2 separate regions of the Homo sapiens genome follow, and region 2 is linked to region 1. The links are chromatin loops, found by intact Hi-C in ENCODE. Cell type or tissue: heart left ventricle. All regions are shown on one strand.

Region 1 (8,000 bases):
CGTGTTGGCCAGGCTGGTCTTGAAGTCCTGACCTCAGGTGATTCACCTGCCTCAGCCTCCTAAAGTGTTGGGATTACAGGCGTGAGCCAACACGCTCAGCCAGTATTTTTGAATGAATGAGAAAATACATTTTGGGACATGCTTGGGACATGTTGAATTGAGGTATTTATGGGACACAGAAGGCAGAAGCATCTGGTAAGAGCAGTGGTGTGCTGGTAAATGTTTATCAACTGGCTCTCAGTGGAAAAAGTTCCGATTTGCAGCATTTGTTGAATTCCACAACATCAACACTCCCACCGTTGGTATTCAAGCTGCCAATGTGGCATTGCTAAATATAGAGTTGAGAAGAGATGTGCACTGTTGGCTCTCACAAGTTGGTGTGAGCAGGCTCCAGCACACCACTGCCTGTGGGTAGGTGGATTTAAGGGTATGAGGTTCAGGAGTGCAATGTGGGCTGGAGAGATGGATTTGGTGGTCATCTTCGAAGTGATGGTCATTGGAGCTAGGGGAACAGCAAGATAACCCAAGGAGTTGGTTCAGGGTCAAAAGGAGAGAACAGGAATCGAATTTGATGCAAGGCCAACATTTTAGGTAGCATGTGGAAGAGGAGCATCTTTGAAGGAGAAAGACGTGAATGAAAAAATCATTCAGGAGAACAATTCAGGAGAAAACCTGAATGATTTTCTCATTCAGACAGGAAGACCTGAATGAGAAAATCAGGAGAGCCAGGTCAGAACAGTGTCAAGGAAGTCAGAGAATAGGAATTTTCAAGAAGATTCTTCCCATCGTAAAAATTATGCAGAGAGATGCAGTAATGCAAGGTCTGGAAAATATCTATTAAGTTTCAAAGTTAGCAGGTTATTATTACTTAACCAGAATAGTAAGGAGAGTGGCCAGAGTATAGAGAGGAAAGTGAGAAGAGAGTGTATATGGTCAGGGATGGTGGCATTTTGGGTGTTGTATTAGTTACCTATTGCTGCATATCAAATTACTTTAAAACTTAGTAGCTTAAGCCGGGCCCAGTGGCTCACACCTGTAAATCCCAGTACTTTGGGAGGCCGAGGCAGATAGATGACTTGAGGGCAGGAGTTCAAGACCAGCCTGGCCAACATAGCAAAACCACATCTCTATTAAAAATACAAAAAATTTAGCTGTGTGTGGTGACAAGTGCCTGTAATCCCAGCTCACTGGGAGGCTGAGGCATGAGAATCACTTGAACCCAGGAGGTGGAGGTTGCAGTGAGCCGAGACTGTGCCACTGCACTCTAGCCTGGAGCAAGACCCTGTCTCAAAAACAAACAAAACAAAACAACATAGTAGCTTAAAACAAAAATAAACATTAACTCAGATTCAGTGCGTCAGGAATTCAGGAGAAGCAGATCTGGGCAGTTTAGACCTGGGGTCTCTTATGATGTTACTTGGGGCTGTGGCCATCTGAAGGCTTGAATGGGGCTAGAGGACCTCATGTGGTTGGCAAACTGCTGGCCATTGGCAGGAAGCCTCAGTTCTTCCCCATGAGGACCTCTCCATAGGGCTGCTTGAGTGTCCTCACAATATGGCAGCTGGTTTCCTCCACAGTGAATGATCCAAGAGAGAATGGCAGAAGAAGCTGCAAGTGTCTTTAATGGCCTAGTCTTAGAAGAAATGCACCATTACTTCTACATATCTTGTCATTCACACAGACTAGCCATGATTCAGTGTGATGGGGATGATACAAGGGCATAGATATCAGGAGGAAAAGATCATAGGGGGCCATCTTGGAGGCTGGCTACCACAGATGGAGGCAAGGGCTGGTAGGATTGACTGGCCTCAGGGTTGCAAACAGAACTCTGATATTAATCTGCTTCATTGAATCACTGGTATATTTCGGTTCCCCAGTAGAGGTGTTATTCAAGCTCCCAGTGCTGGGACATCTTTCTGTAGACTTTGAGGTTGGTGCAGGAAGAAGACTAGCAGTGTGGATAATTTTTTCTGTGAGAACCATAAGCCAACATAGGCTGAGCCTAATGTGTGGCCTCATTATTGAGGCTATTTCAAATACAGACTCCCTCTCTTGGAAGGTACACAATGATTGGGCCTGGAAATTGTGCAGTCAGATGGAAGTAGCATCATGATCAGAATGTAAGAAGCACATTTTCTCTGAATCAGGATAAACCTCACTGATCAGGGCTTACCTCTTTCTACCTCTGAGATTCTTTTTTTTTTTTTTTTTTTTTTTGAGACAGAGTCTTGCTCTGTTGCCCAAGTGCAGTGGTATAATATTGGCTCACTGCAACCTCCGCCTCCTGGGTTCAAGCGATTTTCCTGCCTCAGCCCCCTGAGTAGCTGGGATTACAGGTGTGCACCACCATGCCTGGCTAATTTTTGTATTTTTAGTAGAGAGACGGTTTTGCCATGTTGCCCAGGCTGGTCTGGAACTCCTGACCTCAGGTGATCCACCTGCCTCAGCCTCCCAAAGTGATGGGATTACAGGCATGATCCACCTCACCCGGCCTTCAGTTTCCTTTTTTTCTAATAGTAAGATACAAATTTGGGGGAAATGTTTTTACTTTCTCAGTTTTGTGTATCATAAATCTATAAGGGCTTATAATAATGGACATAACACCTATCATCATGGTTAGAGTTTGGAATCAAATTTGTGGAAACGGCTGGGCGTAGTGGCTCATGCCTGTAATCCCAGCACTTTGGGAAGCTGAGGCGGGTGGATCACCTGAGGCCAGGAGTTCGAGGCCAGCCTGGCCAACATAGTGAAACCCCATCTCTACTAAAAATACAAAAATTAGCGGGGCATGGTCGTGGGCGCCTGTAATCCCAGCCACTCGGGAGGCTGAGGCAGGAGAATCGCTTGAACCCAGGAGGTGGAGGTTGCAGTGAGCCGAGGCTGTGCCACTGCACTCCAGCCTGGGCAACAGAGTGAGACTCTGTCTCAAAAAAAAAAAAAAAAAAAAAATTCTGGAAACTAGAATTTTCTACTTAATCACCTGTGGGACGTTCTCTGCTGCTGCCATCTTGTGGCCACTTGGAGTAATAACATTCACAGTGTGCCTTTGGTCAGTCCAGTGACTCACCAGATGATGTAGGAAGGTCCTCTGGATTCTGTGTAAATATTTCCGATGACAGGTTTCCAATTATTCTACAAGACAGGCTATACCTATGGTGTAAAGCTTTGCTTATTAGAAAGTTCTTTCTGAAACTGAGTCAAATTCTGCTTTTATTCCATTTCTATACAATTCTTTTTCTACTTTCTAATTTTTTTTGGGGGGGGGTGGGGACAGGATCTTGGTCTGTTGCCTAGGCTGGAGTGCAATGGCGTGATCATAGTTCACTGCAGCTTCAAACTCCTGGGCTAGCTCCTAGCTAGCCTCTCAAGTAGTTAGGACCATGGGTGTGTGCCACCACGCCTGGCTAATTTATTATTATTATTATTATTTTTGAGACAGAGTCTCACTCTGTCACCCAGGCTAGAGTACAGTGGCACAATATTGGCTCACTGCAACCTCCAGCTCCCAGGTTCAAGTGATTCTCCTGTCTCAGCTTCCCAAGCAGCTGCGATTACAAGCGTGCACCAACACGCTGGCTAATTTTCGTATTTTTAGTAGAGATGAGGTTTCGCCATGTTGCCCAGGCTATTCTTGAACTCCTGACCTTAAGTAATCCATCTGCCTCAGTCTTCCAAAGTGCTGGGATTGCAGATGTAAGCCACCATACCTGTCCTGCCTGGCTGATTTTTAAAATTATTTTTTGTAGAGAGAGGGTCTAGCTATGTTGCCCAAACTGGTCTTAAACTCCTGGGCTCAAGCAATCCTCCTGCCTTGGTCTCCCAAAGTGTTGGGATTACTGGTGTGAGCCACTGCACCCAGCCCTCTAATTCTAAAAAAAAAAAAAAAATTGAAGGCAGCTGCTTATCATATTTCCCTAAATCTTTTTTCCTAAATATTTTAGCTTCTTTATCTCTCCCTGAATGATTCCCAGAGCCTTCATTCATCATCCAGGATCTGAGACAGGGATGCTGGTGCAAGTGATTTACTGGGGAGTGGCCACAGGGGAAACCTGTAGGGAAGCCAGGGAAACAGGATGGGCAAGAGGGCGGAGCTAAGCAAGGATGCAGTTTAGCCAGAGACCAGCCCAGCCTGATGCCACGGGGAGCTCTGGATCCTGAGTGGTGCTACAGAGTGAGTCTCACCTTGAGGCAAGGGGTTCAGTCTTGTATACTGTGACACTCAGTCATTGGCTCTGGGGGTGAGGGGTGTTCGAGGAAACCTTCCTGAGTGAAGTGGTTCCCATTTGGGCAAGGGCAGTTCTCAGGAGGGTTAGCAGCTGACGCTCAACAGCATGTGGGAAATGGGTGACCAGGAAAGAGGATCTGTATACCTTCTGCTCATATCTCATCTCAGTCATTATAGTCAGACCAGGACCCAAATATCCCAGGTGTAGTCTGAAGTGTAGTATTCAAGGAATCCAGGCCGAGCACAGTGGCTCATGCTTATAATCCCAGCACTTTGGGAGGCCGAGGCAGGCAGATCCCTTGAGCCTGGGAAGTCAAGGCTGCAGTGAGCCAAGATCGGGCCACTGCACTCCAGCCTGGGTAACAGAGTGAGACCCTGTCTGGAAAAAAAAACAAAAAAGAGTTCAAGAGATTCATTATATCCCATTCTCCTTAGTCCTGTATTAACAGTCCAGGCTTACATTTGGGTTGTCTGATCGAAACCCCAAGATATTTTTCACATAAAATTGCTCCCAGGCCAAGTGTCTTCCATCAATGCCTATGGCATGGTGATACCAAAAGCAAAAGCAGGTAAAATTGTATTCCTTTAAATTTTCCTCTTGTCAGTTTGGACTCACATTCTAGCTAACTGAGCCCTCATTGAATCTGGATTCTATCATCTAATCCAGGACTCTACGCTCTGTCTTCTGCAGACTTGATCCGTGTGTCTCTTTGGTAACTTTCAACTCCCTTGTCTGTTCATTACCTTTGGGCTGGTCATCTCTGTTTGTTTGTTTGTTTGTTTGTTTGTTTTTTAAGATGGAGCCTCGTTCTCTTGCCTAGGCTGGAGTGCAGTGACACAATCTCAGCTCACTGCAACCTCCGCCTTCCAGGTTCAAGCAATTCTCCTGCCTCAGCCTTCTGAGCAGCTGGGACTACAGGTGCATGCCACCACATCTGGCTAATTTTTGTATTTTTAGTAGGGATGGTGTTTCACCATGTTGGCCAGGCTGGTCTCGAACTCCTGACCTCAGGTGATCCACCTGCCTTGGCCTCCCAAAATGTTAGGATTCCAGGTGTGAGCCACAGCGCCCAGCCAGGGCTGGTCATCTCTTAATATCTGGCTGTCACTGCCCCTGCCTGATGATATCTGTTCTGTTGCTGTCCGCAGAACAGCACTACAGAGGGAACTTTGGTTGAAAATGGCCAGCAGCAAGCCTGAGGCCAGGGCCATAGAAAGAGAGCCATGTTTATTTCAGAAACATGAGTCTGAAATAAGTAGACAGCCCGGAACCTAGGTGGTTAAGTAGTTAATGTTATGTGACCAATATAGAAAACTTGAGACTATCAGCTCAGTAGCCCTGAGCCTTCTCATAACTTGACAGGTTCTGGGAAGGTATCTGAAAATAATTTAAGAAATGTATTCTGGCCAGACGCGGTGGCTCACGCCTGTAATCGCAGCACTTTGGGAGACTGAGGCGGATGGATCACCTGAAGTCAGGAGTTTGAGACCAGCCTGGCCAACATAATGAAACCCTGTCTCTACTAAAAATACAAAAATTAGCCAGGAGTGGTGGCACATGCCTGTAGTCCCAGCTACTTGGGAGGCTGAGGCAGGAGAATCGCTTGAACCCAGGAGGCGGAGGTTACAGTGAGCTGAGATCGTGCCACTGCACTCCAGCCTGGGTGACAGAGCAAAACTCTGTCTCAAAAAAAAAAAGAGAAAAAGAAATGTATTCAACCAATATTCAACTCATTTAAATGAGTTGTAGAGTGGTATATGATTACCTTAAGCTTTATAATTTGCAGAGAATTATACATCATCTAGGATAACATTTTCCACATATCCAACTGCACCATCACTTGCAGCATCAGACCCAGAGGAGGCAGGTAGCATGATGCCTTCTCCCTCCCTCCATCAGCTCCAAGGCTCACACATCGAACTGGCCCTGGGGCAGGGAAGGTCACTCCTCCGCTGACCCTGACTGAGGTGTTGAGACAGTCTTTTCTCACCAGGCCTCCATTAGCAGAAGAAGCCACCATTCTGAGTAGTCCTGCAAGCATGTTTCTCTCTGCTGGCCTTGTCCAGAACTGGCAAGCCCTTTCCCCTAAAGGGCAGTAGAGGAAAAGGGTCACCATGAAAGGCAGATCATACTTAGGAAATGCCAAGGAGCACCTAAAATCCCCTTATGTAACCCCAGAGATATGTATGTCCCACTGACATTTGGGACACACCAACTTGCAGCATCTATTCTGGAGTGGAGAATCATCTAATTATTCCGTCCTCCCATCCCTATCCTCCCAGACCAAAGACCTAAAAATCATGAGAGCAGTAAGACTGCATAGTGGAAACCACATTAGAAACTTATTGCATTTGTCACCTCTGAACCACAAAGTAGATTTTTTTCTTTCCTAGTTAGAGGCATGGAGCTTTACATATGACAAGTGTTCTCTCATTTGTTACCCTGCCCACTAAGTTCAATAAGTCTCTACATGATTGGATTCTCTTTACAAAGCAACTTAAACGAATTGCAGTTATGATATCAAGGAAAGATTCCAGTGCTGAAGAACAGCCTGTTTTGGAATTTACTCCCCCAAATGCAGGCACAAGGCGAATTTCATACTGGGATGGCTTAACTAACCTGTCTTGATTTTAGAGTCACTATATCTGTCTACATTTAAAATAGATAATTATCTTTTAACTAGGCCAAAGCATTCAGGTTACAAAAAGTCACAGTGAAAAGTTAAGTTCTTGTCTCTGCAGGAAGCAGGCAAGAGCCCCACCCTCCTGGGCGCAGCCGCAGCTGCCCAAACTGCAGCTGCAGACCCAGGCATCTCTGCACTCTCTGGGGCCAGGAAGGGCCCCCCTGCCCCTGCAGACTCAGAGGTGTCTGTTCCCACTTCCTGGACTCTCTCTGCTCCTGGCACCCACTCCGATCTTGGAGCAAGGTTGGGGTCAAGCCTGGGTGCTGTCACAGCCCAGCCAGGTTGTGACACAGCAGCCCCCTGCTGCCTTGGCCCCCTCTGGACTTTGGGCACTGATCAGTACGAGAGGGAGGCTGAGGTGGGGGCTGAGGGCAGCTCATTGCTGGTCTGCAGGCGCCCTTCCGCACAAACAGCCTGGCATGCCATGAGCTGCAGCAAGAGGCAGAGAGGCTCCTGGGCGGAAGAGGGCAGGTCTCCAGTGAAGCTCCACCTTCAAGCTGGGGAGAGCCTGAAGCCTGATGGCCAGGCTGTTGGTCCCATGGACCAGAGTGGAAACTTGTGGTGCTTTTCCTGGGCCTGCCCATGGCTGCCCATGGACCAATCAGCATGCACGTCCTCTGCTCTGAAGCCCATAAAAACCCCAGACTCAGGCAGACTTGGGGAGATGACAGGACTACCAGTGGTGGAGAGGAGCTACCGACCCCAGGGACTCCTGTTGGCTGAGAGCTGAAGATACAATGGGACGACTAGCTGCAGAGAGGAGCTACCCACTCCAGGTTCTCCTCTCTGCTGTGAGCTGAATGCTCATCAGGACATCTTGCCTGTGGAGAGGAGCTACCCAATGCCGGTCTCCTCTGAGCTATACTGTCACTCAATAAAGCTCCTTTTTGCCTTGCTCACCCTCCATTTGTCTGCATACCTCATTCTTTCTGGACACAGGACAAGAACTTGGGACCCACCAAATGGCAGGGCTAAAAGAGCTGTAACACAAACAGGGCTGAAACATGCCTCTTGCTTGCCACATTGCAGGTGACAAGAAGGAGAGAAGAGAGAGGGAGAGAAGAGCTGTGGCCCATTGGGGAGCCCAGACC
Region 2 (8,000 bases), 190 kb before region 1:
AACAAGTAATCCCAAACACAGTCTGAATTTTTTGTTTTCCATCCAGAAATAAGATGAATCTTTCCATTTCCGTGTTTTCAGTTTTCATCATTTTTATCCTATAGGTTACTTATCTTTATTTTAAAGCATTTCATAATAATTTTATAGTTTTTGTTTTGTTTGCTTGTTTGCTGTTGGAAATGGAATATTCCCTCCTTCCATTTAGACTGCTAACCAGCTGTAAATGTTTCAAAATATGCATGTTTTACAGCAGTTGTTCAAAGCAATACAGGAACAGTAAGGACAGAGCCAGTCATTTTACAACCACATTCTGTTAAACTGATGTCTATTAGCAGGGTTTTTCCTATTTTATTAGGAAGGACTTACACCTGATATATAACAAAGCTTGTTTTAATCAAGGCTCAGAAAATGTTTTTCATTAGTTTTTTTCCTAACCATGAAGAATAACTGCTTTGTAACACACATGCTGGCTATAAAGCAGACAAAAAATTCACTGTAGGTGCTGCCTGACTGGCCTCTGTCCGTGTTTCTGTTGGGGCTGCTTACCACAGCCTCTGCATTATCATTAGCTAGTGTGTTCACAATACCAAGTTCCCAGTAGCAAAGAAAGGTCAAGCTCTTACGCATGCCATTCATTTATCTACACTGTGCAGGCGCACTCAGGTGGCAGGGACAAAGACCACTCCTTTGGCGCATCTCAAGTTCAGAATTCTCAGTAGAGGGGCTCCAGCTGTCCTTTTGTCAGGTGCCCATGCCTGCTCCAGGCCTGTGTGGTCAGGACACGTGTTACAGAGTACAGTGACATTAATGATGGGGCCATGGATATGGTCAGCACTCAGAGGATGTTAGTCTCTTCATTGATAAAGTCACAACCACTTTTCCTGTTGGAAATAAAAAGATTTGACGTATCCTTGTCTACAGCAACACAGGACAACAGATAATCAGCAGGTCATCTAAATCTGTTCAGAGAGAAAGGAGAGCTGTTTCCTGAAAATACATCTTCCCCTGATTTTAGTCTTATTTTTTTCTGCCTTTATTGCTTTCTACCCTCTTCAAACCAGCCTCATTTCCTAAATTACCTTGAATATGCATTGACACTTGTACTGCCTGAAATTCTGGAAAACTCAGTATGGCTACTCCACCGTCAGAACTTCCTGAGCAAAGTTAGTTGCTCTCTCGGCTCACTGTTTTGTTTTGTTTTGTTTTCCTGCCTCAGGTTTATTTGTACAAATAGCACAGGAGGACCAGCCCCATGCAGATGGTAGCCCAGGGGCGGGGGTAGGGGGTCACACCAGTCCTTCTGTCCTCATGTTGGCAGAGATATCTACTCTGAAGCCTTTGTAGGGGCCTGGGCACCTTTGGGAGCCTGAGCTGGAACTGAAGGTGGAGCTGCAGCCTGGGCCTTGGTTTGATCCTTGGCCTTGGCCTTTGGCCGGCACAGCCTGAGCCCCTTGGCAATACGGGCACGAGCACGCTTCCCAAGCTTGGGATGGGCAATGTAGGCAAGTCGATCGAGCTTGCGGCTGACACCCTTTGGGATCTTGGGCTTAACCTCCTTGGGCTTTACGAGGGCCTTGATAGCCTCGGCACGTGCACTCATGGCCTTGGCATTGTTGGCCTGCATCTTCTTTAGGCCCTTCTTGTTGTGCTTCTTGGCAAAGTGCATGTTCCTCAGGAACTTGGGGTCCACCCCCTTAAGAGATTCGTATCTTTGTGATCGGGGTTTCTTGATACCATTTCTGTGCCATTTTCGGGACTGGTTGTGTGTGGTGTGGTTCTTGGACTTCGCCATGTCTACACCTTAAGCCGCGGCTCCCGAAGCACCTAGAACCGGAAGAGTTGGCTCACTATTTAGCACACACACACGTCTATAATAGTGCTGGCCACTTGGGGTTGGAATTAGTTTATTTATCAGCATGTTGTCTCCCAGCACTTGGTGTGTGTGATATGCAGTATGTATTTGCAGAATGAAAAGTCTGAGGGCTGACATCATATTTCCCACTGTGCCCAGAAAGAGCACAGTTAGTCCACATGAGCTAATGGGGGCAAAGGGAAGTGAGGAGGGAGAATGTACTGCCTTATCATGTTTTCTATTACTTGGCTGAAGTAAAACAGTCCCAAGCCGATAGTAAGATAGTGGGCTGGAAAGTGGCGACAGGTAAAGGTGCACCTTTCTTCCTGGGGATGTGATGTGCATATCACTACAGAAATGTCTTTCCTGAGGTGATTTCATGACTTTGTGTGAATGTACACCTGTGACCTCACCCCTCAGGACAGTTTTGAACTGGTTGCTTTCTTTTTATTGTTTAGATCGTCTGGTAGAATCAACTTCCTTGAGAAAAGCCATAGAAACAGTGTATGCAGCCTATTTGCCCAAAAACACACACCCATTCCTGTACCTCAGGTAATGTAGCACCAAACTCCTCAACCAAGACTCACAAGGAACAGATGTTCTATCAGGCTCTCCTCTTTGAAAGAGATGAGCATGCTAATAGTACAATCAGAGTGAATCCCATACACCACTGGCAAAAGGATGTTCTGTCCCTTCTTACAGGTACAAGGCACAGTTTTCCTTCATTTATTCACTAATTTAGCAGAACCTCACTAAGAGCCTCCTATATGCCAGGCTCTGCGTTAGCAATAAAAGGAATGCCATGCCTCACCCCATCAGGAGGTGCTGATAGCTTGTAGGCGGAGTGGAAACAGATGTGCTCTAGAGGCTCTAAATATTACTTCTGCTGGGGTCAGTTGGGAAGCCACAACAGCTACTGTTCATCTTCCATAAAAGACAATCAGCCGGGCACAGTGGCTCACACCTGTAAATCCCAGCACTTTGGGAGGCTGAGGTGGGTGGATCACAAGGTCAGGTGTTTGAGACCAGCCTGGCCAACGTGGCGAAACCCTGTCTCTACTAAAAATACAAAAATTAGCCAGGCATGGTGGCGGGCGCCTGTAGTCCCAGCTACTCGGGAGGCTGAGGCAGGAGAATCGCTTGAACCTAGGAGGTGGAGGTTGCAGTGAGCTGAGACTGTACCACTGCACTCCAGCCTGGGCGACAGAGCGAGACTCCATCTCAAAAAAAAAAAAAAAAAGACTGGGTTCTGTTCTGTGGAGGTTCTTGTCTTAACATATCCACTGTTGATTGCCCAGATGTTGATGTAATTAATTTAGCAGTCGTAAATAGTTTAGCACTTGCATTAAATAGACCAAACCCCATAGTAGGTATTTGAAATACAGAATAAATGTGAGGTACCCCTGCTCTAAAGGAGTTTATAGTCCAGAGCTGACTTATGGAGGATTTCTTTCTATTATTTCTGGGTCTGCTACTAATTTGTCTATTTCATATCCTAATTATCCTTGTTTTCATTTTGATTGAAAGGGGGAGAGCATAGAAATTGTGGTAAAAGGTAGTTTTATTTTTTATTTGAGATGGAGTCTTGCTCTGTCACCCAGGCTGGAGTGCAGTGGCACAATCTCATCTCATTGCAACCTCCACCTCCCGCGTTCAAGCAATTCTCCTGCCTCAGCCTCCCGAGTAGCTGGGATTACAGGTGTGCACCACCACGCCCAGCTAATTTTTGTATTTTTAGTAGAGATGGATTTTACCATGTTGGCCAGTCTGGTCTTGAACTCCCGACCTCAGGTGATCCTCTCACTTTGGCCTCCCAAAGTGTTAGGATTACAGGCCTCAGCCACTGCACCCAGCCTAAAGTTAGTTTTAGATTAAGTGTTTTCATGTTTTCCCTTGCAAAGTAATAAACTGGTCAAGTTATCACCTTGTTCCATCTCCATATTAATCAGGGTCCAAACAGGAGATAGAAACCATGCAACAATTTGAGTAGTTGAATAAAGAATTATAAACAGGAGATTAGAGTAATAGGGGATTAGATAGTAAGAGGTGAAGAGATAGGAACAGCAGATATAAAGAACAACCATTTCCTCCTATGGCTGAGATACCATCCCCTCACCACACTCCCCCACCTACTCACTGAGATGCAGACCTTATTGAAGAGAATGTAACTGGCTTGCTGCGAGGTAAAGTCAATGAGGCGCTCCCCAGTACCACTCTGAGGGGATGCTGGGGAAAACTGCCCATGAGAAGAGGGCACATGCTGCTGGCCACTTGTGCTAAAGAACTTGAAGTCTGATAGGAGTGCACCCTAACCTGGCATAGAAACCCTTTCTTCCTGCTGAGTCCCTCTAGCACCTTATACTGGCAAAGCTTTACATTGCAAACCTCCATTATCACAGAGCAAGCAATGAAAGATGGACTCAGAGCTGAGGCGATAAATTGATAGCTAGCATAGCCTCTAAACTGACTTTTATGACTACATTTTATGGATAGAAAGTGTTCTTATATATATTGTTTCTTTACATAATAGGGGACTTATTCATGGCTGCAGATGAGAAAACAGATCCTAAGAAGTTAAGTGACTTGCCCAAGGTCACACAAAGAATTCCACTAGTTCTAAAATGACAGTAATTACAGTTAACATACATTGTATGTGGCAGATACATATAAAGCACATGGCATTAATTTTTTTTTTTGAGATGGAGTCTTGCTCTGTCGCCAAGCTGGAGTGCAGTGGCACGATCTCGGCTTACTGCAACCTCTGACTCCCTGGTTGAAGGGATTCTCCTCCCTCAGCCTCCCGAGTACCTGGGATTACAGGCATGCGCCACCACGCCCAGCTAATTTTTGTATTTTTAGTAGAGACGTGGTTTCATCATGTTGGCCAGGATGGTCTCGATCTCCTGACCTTGTGATCCACCCGCCTCGGCCTCCCCAAATGCTGGGATTACAGGCGTGAGCCACCACGCCCGGCCACTTGGCATGAATTTAATTCCCGCCATAAACCTGTGAGATAGGTAATTCTGTTATATCCACTTTACAAATGAAGAGACTGAGGCAAAGAAAGATGATGTAACTTACGCAAAGCTACACAGCTCTTAAGTAGCAGTGCCAATATTTGAACACACTCAGACTCGATCCTGAGGTTTTGACCACTGTGTCATCTGGCCTCAAATCTTCTGGCCACCACATACACCATATGTGGGCTTTTTCTCCCCCTCCCACTATCTAAGGTAATTGTTCTCTCTTATTTTCCTGACAGTTTAGAAATCAGTCCCCAGAATGTGGATGTTAATGTGCACCCCACAAAGCATGAAGTTCACTTCCTGCACGAGGAGAGCATCCTGGAGCGGGTGCAGCAGCACATCGAGAGCAAGCTCCTGGGCTCCAATTCCTCCAGGATGTACTTCACCCAGGTCAGGGCGCTTCTCATCCAGCTACTTCTCTGGGGCCTTTGAAATGTGCCCGGCCAGACGTGAGAGCCCAGATTTTTGCCTGTTATTTAGGAACTTTCTTTGCAAGTATTACCTGGATAGTTTTAACATTTTCTTCTTTGAACCTAGTTATAAAGGTATTGTGCTGTTGTTCCTAGGCTTAGAGTCATAAGGCCTGAGCTCACTTCCTCACTTTGCCTCCATCTGGAACCTTAGACCAACTTCCTAGGAAAACGAGCTGTCTGAAAACAGAATAGGGTGCCTCTTCAATGTGCTCTTCACTGGAGATGTTCAGGAGGAGGCTACTCCCACCTACACAGGGTGCAGTGGAGGGTCTGGGCCCCAGGGAGGCAGCAGGAAGAGTGGAAAGAGCGGAGGCTCTACTGTTGGACAGACCTGGGTTACCAGCCGTGTGACTAGCCTTCCCTGGCCTCCATATCCCCCTCAGTAATGAAGGAATGTGTCATCCCCAAATCCAGGGACAGTTACAAGCAGTCAGTGAACAGAAAGTGTCTGGTACAGGTTCTAAGTGCTTATTATTCTAAGTCACTTCACTTACCTGAGTTCTCAGTTTTCCTATCTATAAGATAAGCAGGTTGGATAAAATGTTCTCCAATATACTCCTGGTCCTGAGATGATGTGATTGTGGGCAGCCCTTTAATCATGGTGAAGATGTTCATCATAAGCACACTGAAACTACAAAATAGGAATATAAATATTTTCTCCATTAAATTATGCTGGATCCTAGAAGCAAAAACTGGAACTGTGAAACCCTACTTCACAGAAAACTTAAAATTCCCAAGCAGATGAATGCTTCTCGGAAGGACACTGACAGTTACCTACCTGGAAAGAATCTAGATGGAGGTGGCATGGGCACTAAGCGGTGAGATTAAACCCAGTTAGGGCAGCCCCACCAGCCTTGGAACCCACACATCTGGAGATTGTTGATGCAGAGAGAAAGGTTCCTACTGGTGAGACCTGAAAGGGATATGTGGCAGGTGGGAGGAAGAAGTTCTGTCTGGAAACCAACCCTTGTTCCTCCGTTATTGATTGACTCCTGGTACCAACATGAGCCCTAGGTCTTATAGAGGCCATAAGTCCCTATGCCTTATAGTGCCCATGGATGAGATGAGGCCACACATGCCCCCAGTGGGTTAACATGTCTAGCGTGGGTAAGGCTCTTGGAGCACTATGATACACAGGAAATGCCCAGTAACTCTTAGTTGGTTTGATATCTGTTCCCATTGCTCACTTAAGCTCAGTGCCCCTTTACTGATCCTTTTATTCTGCCTCCCTCTGCACATGTGCATTGAGACTCCTATCTGAGACACACACTGTGTTGGGTGCCCAGGGATGCAGCATAGATGTTGCTGCCTTCCACAGAAGCGCTCATGGTCTGCTAGAGAATATATCCCATGGGAGAGAAAAACAGACTCGGGAGAATATAGCAGGGGCCCTTGTCCTGGACTTTGGCAGTTAGGAAAGGGAGGGAAGAGACATGGAGGCTGGGACCCAAAGGCTAAATAGGAATTTGCTGGGCCAAAGGGGAGGGGGAATGAAAAGAGTGTTTCTGGCAGAGGAAATGGCAAGGATAAAGGCCTGGAGGCGCAAGAGAATATGTGTTTGAGGATCTGAAAGTTGAGTGCAGTGGGTCCAGTGTTCTCTACCCTGGCTGCCATTAGAATTACCTGGGAAACTTTTAGAAAATTCCAGTGTCTGGGCCCTCCCTAAAACAATAAATCATTCTTGGGTGGTGGGGTCTGGGCATCAGGATTGTTTAAAACCCTCCCCAGGTACTGTCATGTGCAGCTGGGGTTAAGCTGTGCTGGGGTCTGAGTATGGATCTGTTAGGGCAAGTGGCGGTGATGGAGTTGAGGCTGCAGAATTCAGGCCAAATAGAGAGGTTTTCATCAGGATATTAAAGAGTTTAGATTTCAATTTGGTGGGAATGGATGGGATCTTATTTGCATTTTATGAAGAGCTCCCTGGTTGCAATATCAGAATGGATTGGAGAGGAGCAAGATGGAAGCCTACAGTGATTTGGGAGAAGTGGTGAGGGACTTGAGACACAGGAAGTAGCCCCATTCACTAATAGTTGAGTATGTAGATTTGCTAGGACCTGGAAATGGTTTGGCTGGTGGGGAGTGGGAAGAAAGGCCCAAAGTGTGAAATGAAGATGGAGAGCACATTGCCTAGCCCAGAGTGATTGCCATTTGCTCTGTCCCAGTTGAGGTCCAAGGGGTTGGCCAGAGATCATGGAGTCTGTGGCTCCATGGGGAGAAGAACCTCTCAGCATGCCTCCTTGTCTTATCCTGGGTTAGTCAGATTCATTTTGTTAGATTACATTTTTTTTCCAGTGGAACTCTGCTTAAGTCCTGACCAGTATGTTTTCAGAAGGATCAGAGGGCCTGCCCTTGTCCATTGGTGCATGACACCAGCTTGGTGGGTTCCTTGCTGCTCCCTGTTTTCATAGGGTTATCAGAATACCTTCTCTCCCTGCCACCAGCAGGTCACACTGGCTCCTGACTTTTTGGCCCATGGAACCACCATCTTTCTGCTTCTTAGATTGTGCCTTGTACTCCACTGATCATGGCCAGTACATCAGAAGCCCTGGTTTGCAGTGAATGCATTTGATATGGAAATCAGGAACCCTGGGGATACCACTCATCATATTTGGTTGCTGTGTTTTTCCTCCAATCTTTCACCATAACAAC

The links. Peaks named below come from ENCODE experiments on the same cell type or tissue, not always from the same donor. Only the 100,000 strongest peaks of a DNase experiment are listed, where the experiment ranks them.
Region 2: it touches region 1 in a loop (16-fold over the local background); 79 of 110 quality-filtered maps call a loop at or near these places.

What each region holds. Positions count from the first base shown.
Region 1 is chr3:37,210,175-37,218,174 of GRCh38, forward strand. It overlaps LOC124909483, which reads left to right and starts at 6,341. Exons shown (of 2, transcript XM_047449431.1): 1 at 6,341-6,410; 2 at 6,948-7,815. The coding sequence starts at 6,341. The coding sequence ends at 7,639. In heart left ventricle, a CTCF peak has its summit at 3,008 (motif pointing left); a DNase peak (open chromatin) is centred at 3,013; H3K27ac peaks cover 168 bases.
Region 2 is chr3:37,015,196-37,023,195 of GRCh38, forward strand. It overlaps MLH1 (mutL homolog 1), which reads left to right. Exons shown (of 19, transcript NM_000249.4): 10 at 2,311-2,404; 11 at 5,115-5,268. It also overlaps the pseudogene RPL29P11. Among named protein-coding and RNA genes, the nearest start is that of MLH1, 26 kb to the left of the region's middle. In heart left ventricle, no CTCF peak of the experiment used is centred here; no DNase peak of the experiment used is centred here; H3K27ac peaks cover 3,477 bases.